Linked DNA regions of Mus musculus: region 1 is linked to region 2. Evidence: chromatin loops called from intact Hi-C (ENCODE). Cell type or tissue: heart. All regions are shown on one strand.

Region 1 (8,000 bases), 410 kb before region 2:
GCTCTTTACTCTTGGTGACTGAACTACTAATGTAGCATCAAGTTCACATTGATGAAAATGAGTAACATTGTGACATTGTCTATTATCTCGTACATTTATAAAGAATCATTTGACAAAATTACAATTTATAATTCTTCTAATTTTTATTGTCCATCCTAGAATGAATATGTGTGTGTGTGTGTGTGTGTGTGTGTGTGTGTGTGTGTGTCAGAGAGAGAGAGAGAGAGAGAGAGAGAGAGAGAGAGAGAGAGAGAGAGAGAATAGTTTTATAGATAGAGAAGAGCTAGAGAAAGCAGAAACAAGACAAAATGTAGATATTGGTAATCCTGCATCAGCATCCTGTTGCACTAAACCTCCAGCCCCAATATGCCCATGCAAAAACACACAACTACATAACTTTATAAGCTGCACGCCTAGATTGGGCAGATCTACCACTACACTACTCTATTCCTCAGCTATGAGATCCCTTGCTACTTGTGGCTTCTTAGGGCCATGAGGTTCTGCACCATCTTCCTTCCACCTCCTCTTCTTCCTTTCTCTCTTCCCCTACTCGCTAAAACAAACAGCACCAGGGCCGCCCACAACAGTGTCCCTCCTGCGGGCATAGAGCTGTGTATGAGCCTCACAGCTGAGACTGATGACTCCAAAGCTACACAAGAAGAAGGGGACAGTGAGATGGAGAAAGAGAGAATAAGTGGCTGGGCTTGGCCCGTCTGGGGTGGCTTTATTTTCCTCCTTTTTTTCCTTTTTTTTGGGGGGGGTGTCTTTATTTTCAAGAGTTAAGGCAGAGGAAAACTTAATTTTTATGCTAATAGTTTAGGAAATCTGACTACCATCATTGCTGGTTTCTTGAAATGTCAGACAACAGTTTTGGTCTCATTTTTAGTACAAGCAACTCCATTTGGGTTTGGTATGGTGTACTGGGGCCTAATGCTGTAGCAGAACATAAAATAAATCATATATATTTTTTTCTGTGTCCAGACACTTTACAAAACAAACAAAAAACAATAAAAACAGGGGTTTTCTGTGTAGCCTGACTGGCCTGGAACTTGCTCAGTAGACCAGGCTGGCCTCAAACTCAGAGATCCACCTGCCTCTGCTCCTGAGTGCCAGATTAAAGGTGTGAGCCACCACTACCTGGCTTATTTCCATCCTCCAACCCACTTTTAAATATAGAATCTTAATATGTAAACTTGGCTAGCCTTGAACTTGAGACAATCCTCCTACATCAGCCTCCGTAGCATCAGGATTACAGGTATGAATGAGGCACTGTGCACAGCTCACAAACACACTTTTTTTTTTTTTTTTTTGAGACATGGTCTCACTGTATAGACCAACCTGGCTTTGAACTCACAGAGATCTGCCTGCCTCTGATGCATGCGTGCTACCATACCTGGTCCCAGCTCTTTAAAGTAGTTCTACCCAGAGGAAGTTTAAAGTGAAACATGTATTTAAGGTAGAATTTTCCATTAGTCACGTTTTAAAAGTACAAATAAACCCAAGAAAACTTAATTTTAGCAGTATGCTTTTATTGAACTCAATATATAAAAATGTAACTTTAATATAGAATCATTATAAAAATTATTTTGCTTTTTGGCCAATCTTTTGATATCCTTTAAAAAAAATTCTTACCAGCAATGTAAATTTGACTGCTAAAATTTCACAGCAACCTCATCTGTGTTAGGCTTAATGACTTCTGTCACTTCCATGGGACCTTCCCTTTCACAGGCTCCTAAATGGAGCCGGACAAGCCAGGGCATTCTGGGAGTTAAGCAGCTCCCATGGCAGTGAGCTCACAGAGTCCTTGGTGAGGAGTTGACAAAGGACACTCAGTCCATTGTTTCCCTAGAGGCGCGCTCCCGGAACAGCAGCTGGGCTGGAAGAGCAGCAGTGCTCAAAGGGAGGGAGGCTGAGAAGCAGAGCAGGGAGAGCCCCCTCTTTCTGTAGAGTAGAAGTGGGCAGGGCACAGAAAGGGGAGACAGGTGGGTTTCTATGGGCTCCTTAAAGCGTTCAAGCAGACAGTTCTCCAGTGTCACAAGGTGGCCTGGCTTGCTTCTCAACGGCATTCCTCCTGAGCTGGAACAAGGTAATTGTTCCCAATACCAGATCTTCTGACCACCCAGCATAGGTGGATTCAGAGGCCCCAGGAATTCCTCCAGGAAGCCTACCCTTAACATGTCTTCTAAATCACATGCGGTCTAGGATCAATGGACACAAATCTGGGCTGAGCAGAGCTTGGGCAGAGGCCAGAAGGAGAGGGTACCCAACCTGAACAGAGGGGCGGGACAGTCGTTCCTTGCTGGCATAGACAGACTACAGAGACCCAAAGAAAGTCAGAGGTCAGCTTAGATCAACCCTTAGGTAGTTAAAAGAAGCAGACCAAACACAAAGTGTGTGTACGTGTATGTGTGTGTAGGATGGGGAGGATCCTGGTTGTCATGGTACTGGGGCCCCTGAGCCAGGCCATGAAGGCTGAGCTCAAGCAGGGGTAAGGCTTTGAGAGGAAACTGCAATTAAAAGACCAGCTGTCAAGAGGTCCCCACAACCAACAGTGAAGAGACCCTCAACTAGGACACGGGCACCCAAGCAACTTGACTGCAGAACCTGAAGATGCCATGGACTTCCTGTCCTTTCTGTTAGGGAAGTCAGGGCTGAAGCCCATGTAGCCCAAGGCCATCTTCTTATAGAGGAGAGACCAAAGCAGACTCAAAGTCGAGCTGGAACTAGGCTAGTCCCTCAGGCTTTCTCATTGGTTTTCCATCCCACGTGGTCCCCCATCCCACACATGGCCCCCCATCCCACGTGGTCTCCTTTCCTACGTGACCCCACATCCCATGTGGTCCTACATCTCACATGGTCCCCCATCCCACATGGCCCCACATCCCATGTGGTCCTACAGCTCATGTTCTCTCTTTCATCCTTTCTCAGGATTGAGCTCTTTTTTATGATTCCCTTTTCTGGTTAGGAAATATTTCCTGTGCATGGTTGATGTTAGACACATCAGAGCAAACTCCTAGAATGGTTGGCCAGGTGTCACCAGGTGTTGGCAGACTAGGGGCATAAAACAGGCAAAAGTCACAGGCTATAGGTCTTTGAGATGGCTACAGTCGGGTGGTGGCATTTGGAACATGGAATAGGATTCAAGTGACAGGGCTGACCCCCTGAGGGTGAGCCTCTTCCTGCTCACCCTGAGTTTGTATTCACAATACAAAACTCTGGCAACAGGTGGCAGTGCTACTCCGTCCTGAATCCAAGATGGCTTGCCAGGAGATGTTCTGAAATGCATTCATTCGTTCATTCGTCCCACGAGTATTTATTGAGTGTTTACAATGTGCTGGAGACATTTCTAGATCCTTGGGATACAATATTCAATGCAGGAAAGAACTGCCCTCTGGGAGCTTCCTCCTCAAGCAGGAAGACAGCGAGTAAAAGAGAAACACATCTGGTGTGTGGTGTGGTGAAAGAGAGAACAGAGCCTAGGGGAGAAAGCTGAGAGTGTGGAGTTAAATCCGAAGGCAGAGATGAGACGAGCGGCATTGAAGGAGGGGTGGGGCTGCTGCAGAGGCTGGAGAGGAAGGGACGGGTCGTCTGCAGGGATGGGGCTTACTGGAGTGTGGGTTTGTTACTCTATTCTGTACTTGTCTTGCTGCTGTGATAAAATGCCTCAGAAAAGGAACTTAAGGAAAAGGGGTCTACTCTGGTTCGTACGTAGCCTGAGGGTACCGTCAGAGTGTGTCAGGGAAGCCTGGCGGCAGGAGTCTGAGGTGGCTGATCTCACCGCATCCACAGTCAGGAAGCAAAGAGACAGCAGATGCTGCTGCAGCTCACCTTGCAGGCTCCTTTCCGTTCAATGTTTGACCTCAGTCCATGACATGGTACCACCCACTCTAGGGTGGACCTTCCCACCTAGTCAGCCTAATCTAGATAAACCCTCACAGGCAAGCGGAGGTTTGTTTTCCTTGGTGAATCCCAAACCAAGGAGTTACAGTCGAAGAACCGTCACAATTACACGTGTCGGATGAGGAAGACTCACAGTCAGAGAGGAACAGACACTGTCCAAAACGAGAAATCGAAATTTGGAGGGCGCTTTGTCTCACCTGTCCTGTCCTGATGTCCCATTCGGTCCTGGGACTACGTCCCCTCAATGCGGCAGATCCACAGGCTCAAATCCTGCCTGCTTTCCTTTCTAGGCACGTTTTGTGACCAACCTTTAGTTATTGTGTGTAGTTATTGAGGTCCTGAGAGTAAAATATTGTTCAGGATGTATATCAACCCCACCTCCACCCTGCCCATTATCTATGAAACTTGAGAAGGTATGGATCTCAGGAGTTCTAGCAAACAAGGAAGTCCCAAAACAGAGGGTAGCTGGTGCCCGACGATAACCTTAGAGGAGAATGAGTGACTGTCTTAGTCTGTAACAGAATGCCGCAGGCGGGTGGTTTATCATGAAAGGAGAGTTACTTCTCACAATTCAGGAGACTGACACTGAGGTATCCAAGAGACCTTCTTGCTACATCATAGCATTGTTGGGATATATATATATATATATATGAATGAATGAATATGGCAGAGACAGAGGGAGAGAGACAGAACAAACTTTTATTTTATAACAAATCCATTTCAGAGGGAACTAGTCTATCTACTCTCTCAACAATGGCATTAATCCACTCATAACAATAGGGATCTTGACCTGTTCACATCTTAAAGGTCCTGCTTCCTGTCCCTTCCCAGCAGTAGCTACATTTCAGTAAATGTCACATCGGGGAGAGAACATTGAAACACTGGCAGATGGAGCACTGTGAGGATGGAAGCAGTGTGTGTGTGTGTGTGTGTGTAGCCACTTTCCCTGCCCAGAGCGCTTGTTATTAGAGACCTTCTCTTTTGTGAAGCTATTTGCTTGGCTTTTGAGACAAGTGCCCACTATGTAGCCCTCACTGGCTTTGACCTTGCAGCCCTGCTTTGAGCTTTCCTGTTCAGGTAGCCTGAGAACATGTTCCCTTTACCCGCAGATTGGTTCTGAGACAAAGATACATTACAGGTAAAGTCATGCTTATGACTCAACCTGCAGGTGCCAAAGAATCTCTTTCTCCAAGGCTCAGGGCAAAAAAGTCTAAAAGACCAGGGCAGCACAGAGGTTCTGGAACCAATGCCCAAAGCCCAAGAAGGAGATGCTGGCAAGATGATGCTAACTTGTAGGGGAAAAAGACCAAACAAGCAAAGAAAATCACACTCTCCTGCATCATTCAGATCTTATGCGACTTCAGGCCTGGGCTTAGCTAGCTCTGTGACAAAGGCCAAAAGATGATCCTTCCATGGTGACCCACCTTAAGTGTATGTCTTTTGGAACCGAGTTCTGAACAATGAGTGATGCTTGAACTAAAATACAATGGAGTAAAATTGTGAGCCAGTGAGACCCTAGTTTAGTGCCCCATCCTCTAAGCACACTGTCTGCTGGGTAGAGCTGACTTCAAGGTAACTGTACAAAACAGCTCAGTGAAAGGCTAGCTCACATTAGTGCCCTTTCTCAAGGCTGGATCTTATCAGAGAGGAGGCGGAAGCAAAGTTTCCTTCGGCCTTCTTGGCTTTTGAGTTCTTGAGGTTTGAACTTTCCTTATCACGAAGAGAGAAGGAAGTCTTTGGTCCGTGTTTCCGGCTGAATGGAGAAGTTGTCAGGCCTATGTGACTTGGGAGGTGGGAACCATTGGTGGGTGAGCAGGTGCCTTTGGATAGGGCCATGGGAGAGGCATGGCCTTCAGGGCTCTGAGACCTTTGGGACTGTACAGAAGCACTGGAGAGTCTGAGCTAAAGGACCAGGTTCTGTCTCCACAGACTTCGAGCGGGACAGATCCTCCACAGTAGTTTGGGCTGCCCTGGGCCCTTGAGAGATGTGCTTGGGTACCAAGGCTCAGGAACCTTGGAGAAAGTCCCCAGTTCACATCTGCCTTGAAGTGCCTCAGATCCCTGTGTGTAATCACTAGGAACGACTGCTGATTGACGACCAAGTCCCCATTGTCTTTTTCCATCTGTTGCTAAGCCCTGCTGCCATCTTTAATCTTTGCCAGAAACTTTCCATCATTTTGATAAATAGGGGTTTTAGCTAGACAATTTGGAGATTTTAAGAACATTTTATAAAGTTGGAGCGACAGAGACAGAGAGAAGATGGCATGCATGCAAGTAGAGAACTGAGGACAACTTTTGAGACAGTCTGTCCAGCCCTCTTCCATCTTTAAAACTGAGCAGGATACTCCAGATTAGCTGGCTCCGAGCTTCTCGCCGATGACTCCTGCCTCTGTCTCTGTATCTCTCTCTGTCTGTGTCTCTGTTTCTCTCTCTACATCTGTCTTTCTGTTTTGTCTGTCTGTCTGTCTGTCTGTCTGTCTGTCTCTGCACTCACGTATGCGCACCCCCCACCCAGTAGAGCTGGCATTACATATTTAATCCATAGCCCCCTATTTTTTACAAGGGTTCTGGGGATTGTACTCAGGTTGCCTGGCCTGTGGACAAGTGCTTCTACTTGCTGAGTCATCTCCCTGGCCCACCACACTTTTTGAATGCTAAACTTTCTGACTTAATTTGTAATATATTTAATTTCTTCTTAATAGGAACTATGGAGTGAAGTTTCTGGGCTCCGTGAGTCCGGAGAAGAGGACCCAGTCATTTCAGGAGAAGTAAATGCTATTTTTTCTCTCTGTGGGTTTTTGCTGTAGGGTCTCTCCTGGCATTGGGATAGATTAAATGGAGTGTTGGAAATCTTGCTTCCTGCAGTTTATTGTTTACATTATTTATTTGTTTTGTTTTGCTTGGGTGTTTTGTTGAGGTGAGATCTTGAGGGTCTTGATAGAAAGTGGATTCCAGCCTTTGTTTCCGGCTTCCCATGAGTGACATTCACCATGTAAGGCCATAGCCAACTTCAGTCCGGGTGAGCAATCGAAAGCACTGACTTTTGAGCCAAAGTCCCAGGCTCTCCTGATCCTTCTAGCTCATCTTCTTAGAGGAAGAGAGCGGTGCACTCCTTAACCAGGACTCGGATTGGTGCCATCATGTCCACACCCGAACCAACCACCTGCCCAATGTCCAACCTAGACCATGTCATTTAATCCCCTCTCCAGCCTCAAGGGGCAACTGTCATCCACGTTGAGCATCTGACACGGGGACAGAGTGATTTACTGTCCAAAATTGTGGTGAATGATGTCATTGACGTTAGCGTTGTGGGAGAACTTACTATCCCAAGCAATGCTGAGCGTGAGCACGGATAAGACAGAAGACAGCCATGGGTCGGGGTGGGACCATCTGGAACACCAGGAGAGGAGCAGGGAGCCACTGCAAGATTCTCAGTATGGGGGAGAGAGAGTATGGGGGAGAGAGAGAAAGGTGTCCTCCCGCCTTTGGGGGGTCAGGGGCCGTTGGCCAGAAAACATGGAGGCAGACTGGCAGGTGAACAATAAGGAACAGAGTCTTCCAGCCGGGACTTCCTGTGGCCGCACAGAAAACCCTCAGGAAGGAAGGAAAGGCTGTGGCACAGACTCAGCCTGAACCATAAGGACCTTAATTTAGATCACACATCCCGGAAGACGCTAGGAAACTGCTAACGATTATCTCTCGCCCTGCAAGGCTCTGTCTTATGGTGGCCCATCCAGCTAGTTTCTTATTTGCCCCTCCAGGGCTAAATGTGCTCTGCTTCTGAGAACATTCACAGACAGAAAGCAAGAGCCGCTCGTCCAGCAGAGGAAAGCGGGCCCTCTTCTCAGCTATTGTATTGGGTGACATTTGCTGATTCTGAGGTGAATGTCCCCTCCACAGCTGGCTTTACCAATATTTTTAGAAACTTCTCACCAGCTTGCTAGCGCTGAACCATGGCTTGCTCGTGCGGGCAGCTCGACGACGTTTCCCTTTCAGCACCTTCATACTGTCACGGTGCTTCCTGGTGGAGGCCTCTGGGCTCCTCTAACTGGGCTGTGCTCACCCTTCAGCCAGAGAGCAGGCACATCACGAGAGCCCAG
Region 2 (8,000 bases):
ATGAAAAACAAGAGAAAAGTAGTTCTGTCTGGCAACTGCTTCACAATCTTCCAGGAAGCAGAGTGCGGGGCAGCGTAAGACACTCCTTAGAAGATGCTGGCACATCTGTGCCATCAAGATAGAAAAAGAAGTAACTAAAATGGTTCTGTCCTTTCCACACCAGAAAGTAAAGTCATGCAGTGTCTTTCCACAGTCACTGAGATCCATGTAGTTGGGTCTAATAATGTTTTTACAGACACATTTCCTTCTTACACTGTACAAAATCTTTCTACGCGTTTCTCTTTAAGAAGACAAAATAAAGAAGGTGCATAGCAGTAAATCAAATTTTATTTTCCTTTTTAGATTGGATTTCTCGCATGTACCCAGATCTACTCATCCACTGTGCCTTTTAAAGAAAATTTCCCTTCAAATATTCCACTTAGTTTTCCATTTACAAATATCTACAGAATTCAGTACTTGTATCATGTTATGCAGATAATTATGGTATATATTTTCCATTTCACCTGGTTCACAGTCTCAATCTTTGTGTCTTCAGCTGAACTGTAAGCTCCTCGCTTCTAGACCAGGCTTCAGACCCTCATGTGCTCCTCTCCCAGTTAACACAGTTAACTGGTAACAGTTCACAGTAGGTGCTTGCCATGAGCGCCACACTGCATTAGGACTGTGCAAACGCTACCCTAATTCACTCTCTTCCTCTACACTGTCCATATGGATGTCATATGGTCAAAAATAAAGCTTTTCAGACTATTATCCATTGACATTGGTTATAGAGCTTGAATAAGACAACTTGAAGGTTAATTCACATAGGGTTTAAATCAGGGATCTGCTGTAAGAAAGGGAGAGTCATGCAGGACCCCCACCCTCCCTGTGCAGATGGAGCTGTTTGAGAAAGCATGGTCAGAGCTCTGAGTCAGGCTGAGTTCTAAGTCTGTTAAATGACAAGAAACACAAGGAAATAGGTTTTAGAAAATCTAAATAAAATACTACTCAAGAACACAACAAATAAGGGGCTGGAGAGATGGCTCAGTGATTAAACAAGAGTGATCGACTGATCTTCCAGAGGAACCGGATTCCATTACCAGAACCATCATGGCAGCTAACAACCGTCTGTAAGTTCAATTCAGGAGGGCCTGACTTTTTCTTCTGGCCTCAGTGGGTACTACATGGACATGTTGCACAGACACACAACACACGCAGGCAAAACACCTATGCACAAAATATAAATAAAACTCGCCACTCAATCCAGGGAAGTGAAACTCTGTGGTCATACAAATATATGAATGGCCGTCACAGCTTTATCTGTTAACAGTTCAAAACCACAAACAATACAAGATATCCTTCAATAGATGCACAGTTTAAAACATGCAGACAAATAAAACGTACCAAAGAACACATATAAAACAAGGCCAATGAGCTCAAAAAGCACCTTTATTTTAGTACACTTACAAAGGAAGATGGACTCTTGATCACTTCTTTATTTATGAAAGTAGGTTTTGTTTGCTTGTTTGTTTTACCCTACTATGTGCAGGTCTATGCACTAGGAACTGCACTTAACCGAATCTGCAATTCTAAGAACTTTATGGAAAGCCTGGGCTTAGCATTTAAAGAAGGACAGCAGGGATACTCCAAGAACCCTCATTTTACAGGGGAACTCCAGGCACAGAGAGATCAGCTAGAACTTGTTTCAGTCAATTACTGCAGCCACCTGGGGATAAAAGCAGGAGAAACCAGCTTCTTCTTCTTTGTTTAGCACCAAGAATGTGCTTATTAAGCAAGTCTGTCTGTTAGTCTCCTACATCCAAGAGAGTTTTAGAGGCACCAAGTATACAAAGAATGTCAAGACACTGACACCAAACTTTTCTCAAAAACCTGGCAGCACGGGTGCGGGGCAAGGGTGGCAGAAGCAGGACAGAAGCAATAGCAAATGCGTCTGTGTCCGTGCAGGACTCCAACGCTGTCAGAGGAAAAGGCAGTCTAGTGCTTAGCTCTGACAGAAGCCTAGATCTCAGTATCCTGGGATGGTAGTGGGGAGCAGCTAAAGGAGTCTATGAAGGTCACTGCCAGTGGCAGCAGAAAGCCTAGAAACCAAGCTGTTTACTCCAAGAGACAGGATTTTCACAGCTGGTGAAAAAGGCAGGTGTTCTTTTCCTGTCAACTCCTTCCTGACCAGTAGCACACATTTGTAGTTCTCTGGCAGAGCAGAGACCTTGTGAAAGCAAACATCACCATCCTGTGAGATGTCACCAGGTGAGTTTAGTTACCCGATTGCAAAAAAACAAAAGTCAAGCCATCATTTCCAGCATACACCAAATAATAGACGGAAAGGCCTCAGTATGAACGAGCAGATGTGCACTGCAGCAGAAAGCGAAGCAACCAAGTACATCTCGTTTGCAGACCGACTGCTGCAAACTGGAGGCCATGAAGGCGTTAGAGTGCAGATCCAATGACAGCTGAGACAGGCTTTCCAGTTGGGAGAAAGCAGAAGCCTGTGTAAGGGTGGCCCTGACAAATCTTCAGATGACAAACACAAGGGCTCTGACCAAAAGCGACCATCACACTGAATAAAGAATCCATTTCCTCCTTTTCCTCACTTCCCTTCCACTGCACTAGAACCATTCTGAACTACGCTGCTTCTTTCTCTCCAGGAAAGTTCTCATTTCCTACCCTTTCCAACTCAAAGAGAATCATGTACAGAAGGGATCTCCATCAGTGTAACGTTGGTAAAACCATGTTTATGACTGCCATATTCTTCCCCCCTTTCAACCTAAATTAAACATCTCATCATTTTCTCTAGTACTTCTCATAGTAAAATCTGTATGCACTTCACAACTATAAGAAGAAACCAATTATATTTGCTTTTCCAAGACAAAGTTCCGAGTAGCACAGGCTGGCCTCAAACTAGCTATGTAGCCCAGGCTGACTTTCAGCTCCAGATGCTCCTGCACCTGCATCCTGAGGACTGAGGCTATAGGGTTGTCTCCTCAGGCTTGGTTTGTATCACCAGTAATCACGGTTTTATAAGCAGATTGAACCTTAGCACACTGCAGAATTATGACCCAGGTGCACAGACCTAAAGAGAAGCAGCACTAGTCATTTTAAACTACTCAATGGACAAACTACTTTAAGAAAAACAAAAATTATCATCATCCTTCCAAACAAGCAATGTTTTGCTTTTGAACTACAATTTGGATTTCAGAACAGACTAAGAACTAGAGAAATGCCTCAGCCATTAAAAACAGTTGCAGCTCAATTGTGAGAATCTGGGTTCAGATGCCAGCACTCACATCAGGTGGTTCACAGACCTGATGCCCTCTTCTGGTCTCTGTGGGTACTGCATACATGTGTACATATGCTCACATAGATACACAGAAAAATAATAATGATTAAAAAATAGTCTAGTATTTTCATCAAATTCTTAGGTGATTCATAATTATATCTAGTTACCTCCCTTTTATATATATGGTGAGTTTTACAGAGTGGTAAATAGATTTTCAAATTACAATTCAGAGTGACACGAAGTTTCACTGACAGCATATATCTCATAACTTTTTTTTTCTGGGAGACATGGTTTCAGTCTGTCGTCAAGGCTAGCCTCAGATGCACAATCCTCCTATCTCAGCCACTCTAGCACTGGTGTTACAGTGGTGTGCCTCAGTGTCACAGTGTCTAGCATACTTTTTAATTCCTAAGACTTAGTTCTATCACAAGAAAATATATTCTGGCTGGAGAGATGGCTCAGCAGTTAAGAGCACTGACTGCTCTTCCAGAGGTCCTGAGGTCAATTCCCAGCAACCACATGGTGGCTCACAATCATCTGTAATGGGCATTCAATGCCCTCTTCTAGTGTGTCTGAAGACAGCTACAGTGTACTCACATACATGAAATAAGTAAATAAATCTATAAAAAAAAAAAAAACAACAACAACAAGAAGCAGCAGCAGCAGAGAAACACTGTGGGTGCTGGAGGCGCAGGTCATCTTAGGAGTGGTGTGCAAAGCATCCAAATGGTGTGCTGAGAGCTGGGCAATAATGGAGCACGCCTTTAATCCCAGCACTCAGGAAGCAGAGGCAGGTGTGTCTTTATGAACTCAAGGTGGGCCTGGTCTACAGAGAGAAGTCTAGAACAGGCAAGGCTACACAGAGAGACCCTGTCTAGAAAACAAAAACCAAAAAGAAAAAAAAATTCACTCTTTAAGTAATCAGCCTAAAACTTAAATTTGGAGCATGGCAACCTTTTTAGGTGAGAGGGAAAACTAAAGACCACTTAGCCAACCAAACTGGATCCTAAGTAATGGTAAGGGAGCAACTGAACACAAAACAACAGTGACACCTAGTGTTAGACAAGCATCAACTCCTCTGCAGTGGAAACAATTCCCTAGTTAATTGCTTCTCTTCTTTAGAAACGCATACAACTTCACCGTGCATTTAAATTGTCTATAATCAAAATGTGTGCACAGGTTCACTAAAGATATCACGTCGAGAAAAGTATCTGAGAGCATAAACTCCAAAAAGCCAGACGTAGTGATTCTTCCACGTGTCCACATACAACGTACAAGGAAAAAGGAGTCAGGGACATACACTGAACACAGACAGAGATGGCTACGTCTCTACCTGGACATGACAGGATGACCTGCTGAAGAGTTTTTTAAGTGCAACTAGAAAGAGTAATTGGGGGCATTTCATCAATACTTGAAGAAGATAACAAGTACAGACAGAAGCCTTGCTTATGTACCCAGAGGTAGTCAAACTGCACTCCTGCCCTGCAGCCCTGCCCTGCAGCCCTGCTCCTGCTGCCTCCCAAGACCTGCTTATTACACAGCTGATCCGCCCAAGGACGCAGACTTGGGTATGGCTGAGCCCACTGGAGCACCTGCACAGTCTTGGCTCACTGAGGACTCTGAATCAGCAGCTACATTAGCCCGAGCTTCTGTGTGAAGGTGAGGTTGCACTGGGCTTACCTATTTGTTTTGGAAACTTCATCCTTTCCTCTCTTAACGCCAAAAACTCTTGTGATCAAGGAACTAAAGAGAAGTGTGGATGAATTTCTCACCTAATGTAAAATAAACAGAAAGTGAGAGTTAGAAAGTAGTTACGGCACGAAACCCATTTATAATGTTTAAACTAGATATTCAAAATCATTAACTAATTAGGTGGGGCTAAAGAAAATAAGGATTGTGTTCATAAAAAAGGCAACTGAGAAAAAAAATTCTGATAATTCATTCAATGGCTTCCTTTTCAGCTGTACCAGCTGTGCAAGTCCAACCACTGCACACAGCAGAGTCTTTCTAATACCATACTTCTAAAACCAAAGCGGACTTTAGTTTCCCACGTCACCTGACAATGAGCACACCAGGGAGACCCGAGCTCCTCCTTTCATCTGTGAAGGACACTCGTGAGGTTTAACTTGATAGAATCCATGAATTAAAGCAGCCAAGGCGGTTAGTATTCAGGATGGTATTATTAATCTTACAATGCCAATAGCCCCCTCAAGTTATTTAACTCAGAAGATTTCTTTTCTTTCTTTGTTTTTAATTTATTATTATTTTTCCCACCCAAGATAGGGTTTCTCTGCATACATAGTCCTCCTGTCTGTCATGGAACTCCCTCTGAAGACCAGGCTGGCCTTGAACTCACAAGAGTTCAAGAGTTCACCTTCCTCTGCTGGGATTAAGGGTGTGCAGTAACACCACACAGCCTCTGAAATTATTTTATGATAATTGATTAATAAAAAGTAAAACAACCAGTCACAGTAGCACAAGGCTGTAAGACCAGGATTTGGGAGGTCGGAGCAGGAGAATCGTGAGCTACAGGCAGGCCTGCTTGGGTAATATCATGAGGGCATATAATGTCTTGGGTAATATCATGAGGGTATATAATGTCTTGGGTAATATCATGAGGGTGTATAATGTCTTGGGTAATATCATGAGGGTATATAATGTCTTGGGTAATATCATGAGGGTATATAATGTCTTGGGTAATATCATGAGGGTATATGATGTCTTGGGTAATATCATGAGGGTATATAACGTCTTGGGTAATATCATGAGGGTATATAATGTCTTGGGTAATATCATGAGGGTATATAATGTCTTGGGTAATATCATGAGGGCATATAATGTCTTGGGTAATATCATGAGGGTATATAATGTCTTGGGTAATATCATGAGGGTATATAATGTCTTGGGTAATATCATGAGGGTATATAATGTCTTGGGTAATATCATGAGGGTGTATAATGTCTTGGGTAATATCATGAGGGTGTATAATGTCTTGGGTAATATCATGAGGGTGTATAATGTCTTGGGTAATATCATGAGGGTATATAATGTCTTGGGTAATATCATGAGGGTGTATAATGTCTTGGGTAATATCATGAGGGTGTATAATGTCTTGGGTAATATCATGAGGGTGTATAATGTCTTGGGTAATATCATGAGGGTATATAATGTCTTGGGTAATATCATGAGGGTATATGATGTCTTGGGTAATATCATGAGGGTATATGATGTCTTGGGTAATATCATGAGGGTATATAACGTCTTGGGTAATATCATGAGGGTATATAATGTCTTGGGTAATATCATGAGGGTATATAATGTCTTGGGTAATATCATGAGGGCGTATAATGTCTTGGGTAATATCATGAGGGTATATAATGTCTTGGGTAATATCATGAGGGTATATAATGTCTTGGGTAATATCATGAGGGTATATAATATCTTGGGTAATATCATGAGGGTGTATAATGTCTTGGGTAATATCATGAGGGTGTATAATGTCTTGGGTAATATCATGAGGGTGTATAATGTCTTGGGTAATATCATGAGGGTATATAATGCCTTGGGTAATATCATGAGGGTGTATAATGTCTTGGGTAATATCATGAGGGTGTATAATGTCTTGGGTAATATCATGAGGGTATATAACGTCTTGGGTAATATCATGAGGGTATATAATGTCTTGGGTAATATCATGAGGGTATATAATATCTTGGGTAATATCATGAGGGTATATAATGTCTTGGGTAATATCATGAGGGTATATAATGTCTTGGGTAATATCATGAGGGTATATGATGTCTTGGGTAATATCATGAGGGTATATAACGTCTTGGGTAATATCATGAGGGTATATAATGTCTTGGGTAATATCATGAGGGTATATAATGTCTTGGGTAATATCATGAGGGCATATAATGTCTTGGGTAATATCATGAGGGTATATAATGTCTTGGGTAATATCATGAGGGTATATAATGTCTTGGGTAATATCATGAGGGTATATAATATCTTGGGTAATATCATGAGGGTGTATAATGTCTTGGGTAATATCATGAGGGTGTATAATGTCTTGGGTAATATCATGAGGGTGTATAATGTCTTGGGTAATATCATGAGGGTATATAATGTCTTGGGTAATATCATGAGGGTGTATAATGTCTTGGGTAATATCATGAGGGTATATAATATCTTGGGTAATATCATGAGGGTATATAATGTCTTGGGTAATATCATGAGGGTATATAATGTCTTTCAAAAGAAAAGGGGGCAAGATCATGTGGAGAGATGGCTCAGCAGGTGTAGGACTGGGTGTTTTTGAAGAGGACCCAGCACCCATTTGGTTCCTCACAACCAATTACAACTCCAATTTTAGATCTAATGCTGTTTTAACCTCCTTAAAACCAGGCAGACATGTGGTGCACACATATACATGCAGGCAAAACATTCACACAGGTAAAATAAGCAAATAAATCTTTTAATAAAGGAAAAATTATTATGAATAAAGCATAATTATTACTCCAACATACTAACAGAGCCTATCTTCACTAAGCCATTGTGTCAAGATCCTTCGGAATCACAAAAAAATCTTCACTATCCTAATATTAGCCTTCCTCAATTATCTTATCAAATGAGCGAGTACTGAGTTATACCAGAATCATGAAGAACACTCAGAATCAGAAATTTTAAACTTCTATAACAGAACCTATATTAAAAGTAGGCA

Evidence for each region. A loop is a pair of places that touch in the nucleus more often than their neighbours do. Peaks named below come from ENCODE experiments on the same cell type or tissue, not always from the same donor. Only the 100,000 strongest peaks of a DNase experiment are listed, where the experiment ranks them.
Region 1: a loop joins it to region 2, with 8 times the contacts of the local background. A loop is called at or near these places in 15 of 42 quality-filtered maps.

Annotation. Positions count from the first base shown.
Region 1 is chr17:83,970,367-83,978,366 of GRCm38, forward strand. Gm35457 (a long non-coding RNA gene) reads left to right here. Exons shown (of 3, transcript XR_385836.2): 3 at 1-98. Among named protein-coding and RNA genes, the nearest start is that of Gm35457, 10 kb to the left of the region's middle. In heart, CTCF peaks have their summits at 1,844 and 3,226; DNase peaks (open chromatin) are centred at 1,845, 2,185, 3,255, 7,495 and 2 weaker places; H3K4me3 peaks cover 358 bases; H3K27ac peaks cover 2,691 bases.
Region 2 is chr17:84,381,554-84,389,553 of GRCm38, forward strand. It overlaps Thada (thyroid adenoma associated), which reads right to left. Exons shown (of 38, transcript NM_183021.3): 26 at 4,958-5,049. Among named protein-coding and RNA genes, the nearest start is that of Gm24722, 5.9 kb to the right of the region's middle. In heart, CTCF peaks have their summits at 3,326 (motif pointing left) and 4,336 (motif pointing left); no DNase peak of the experiment used is centred here.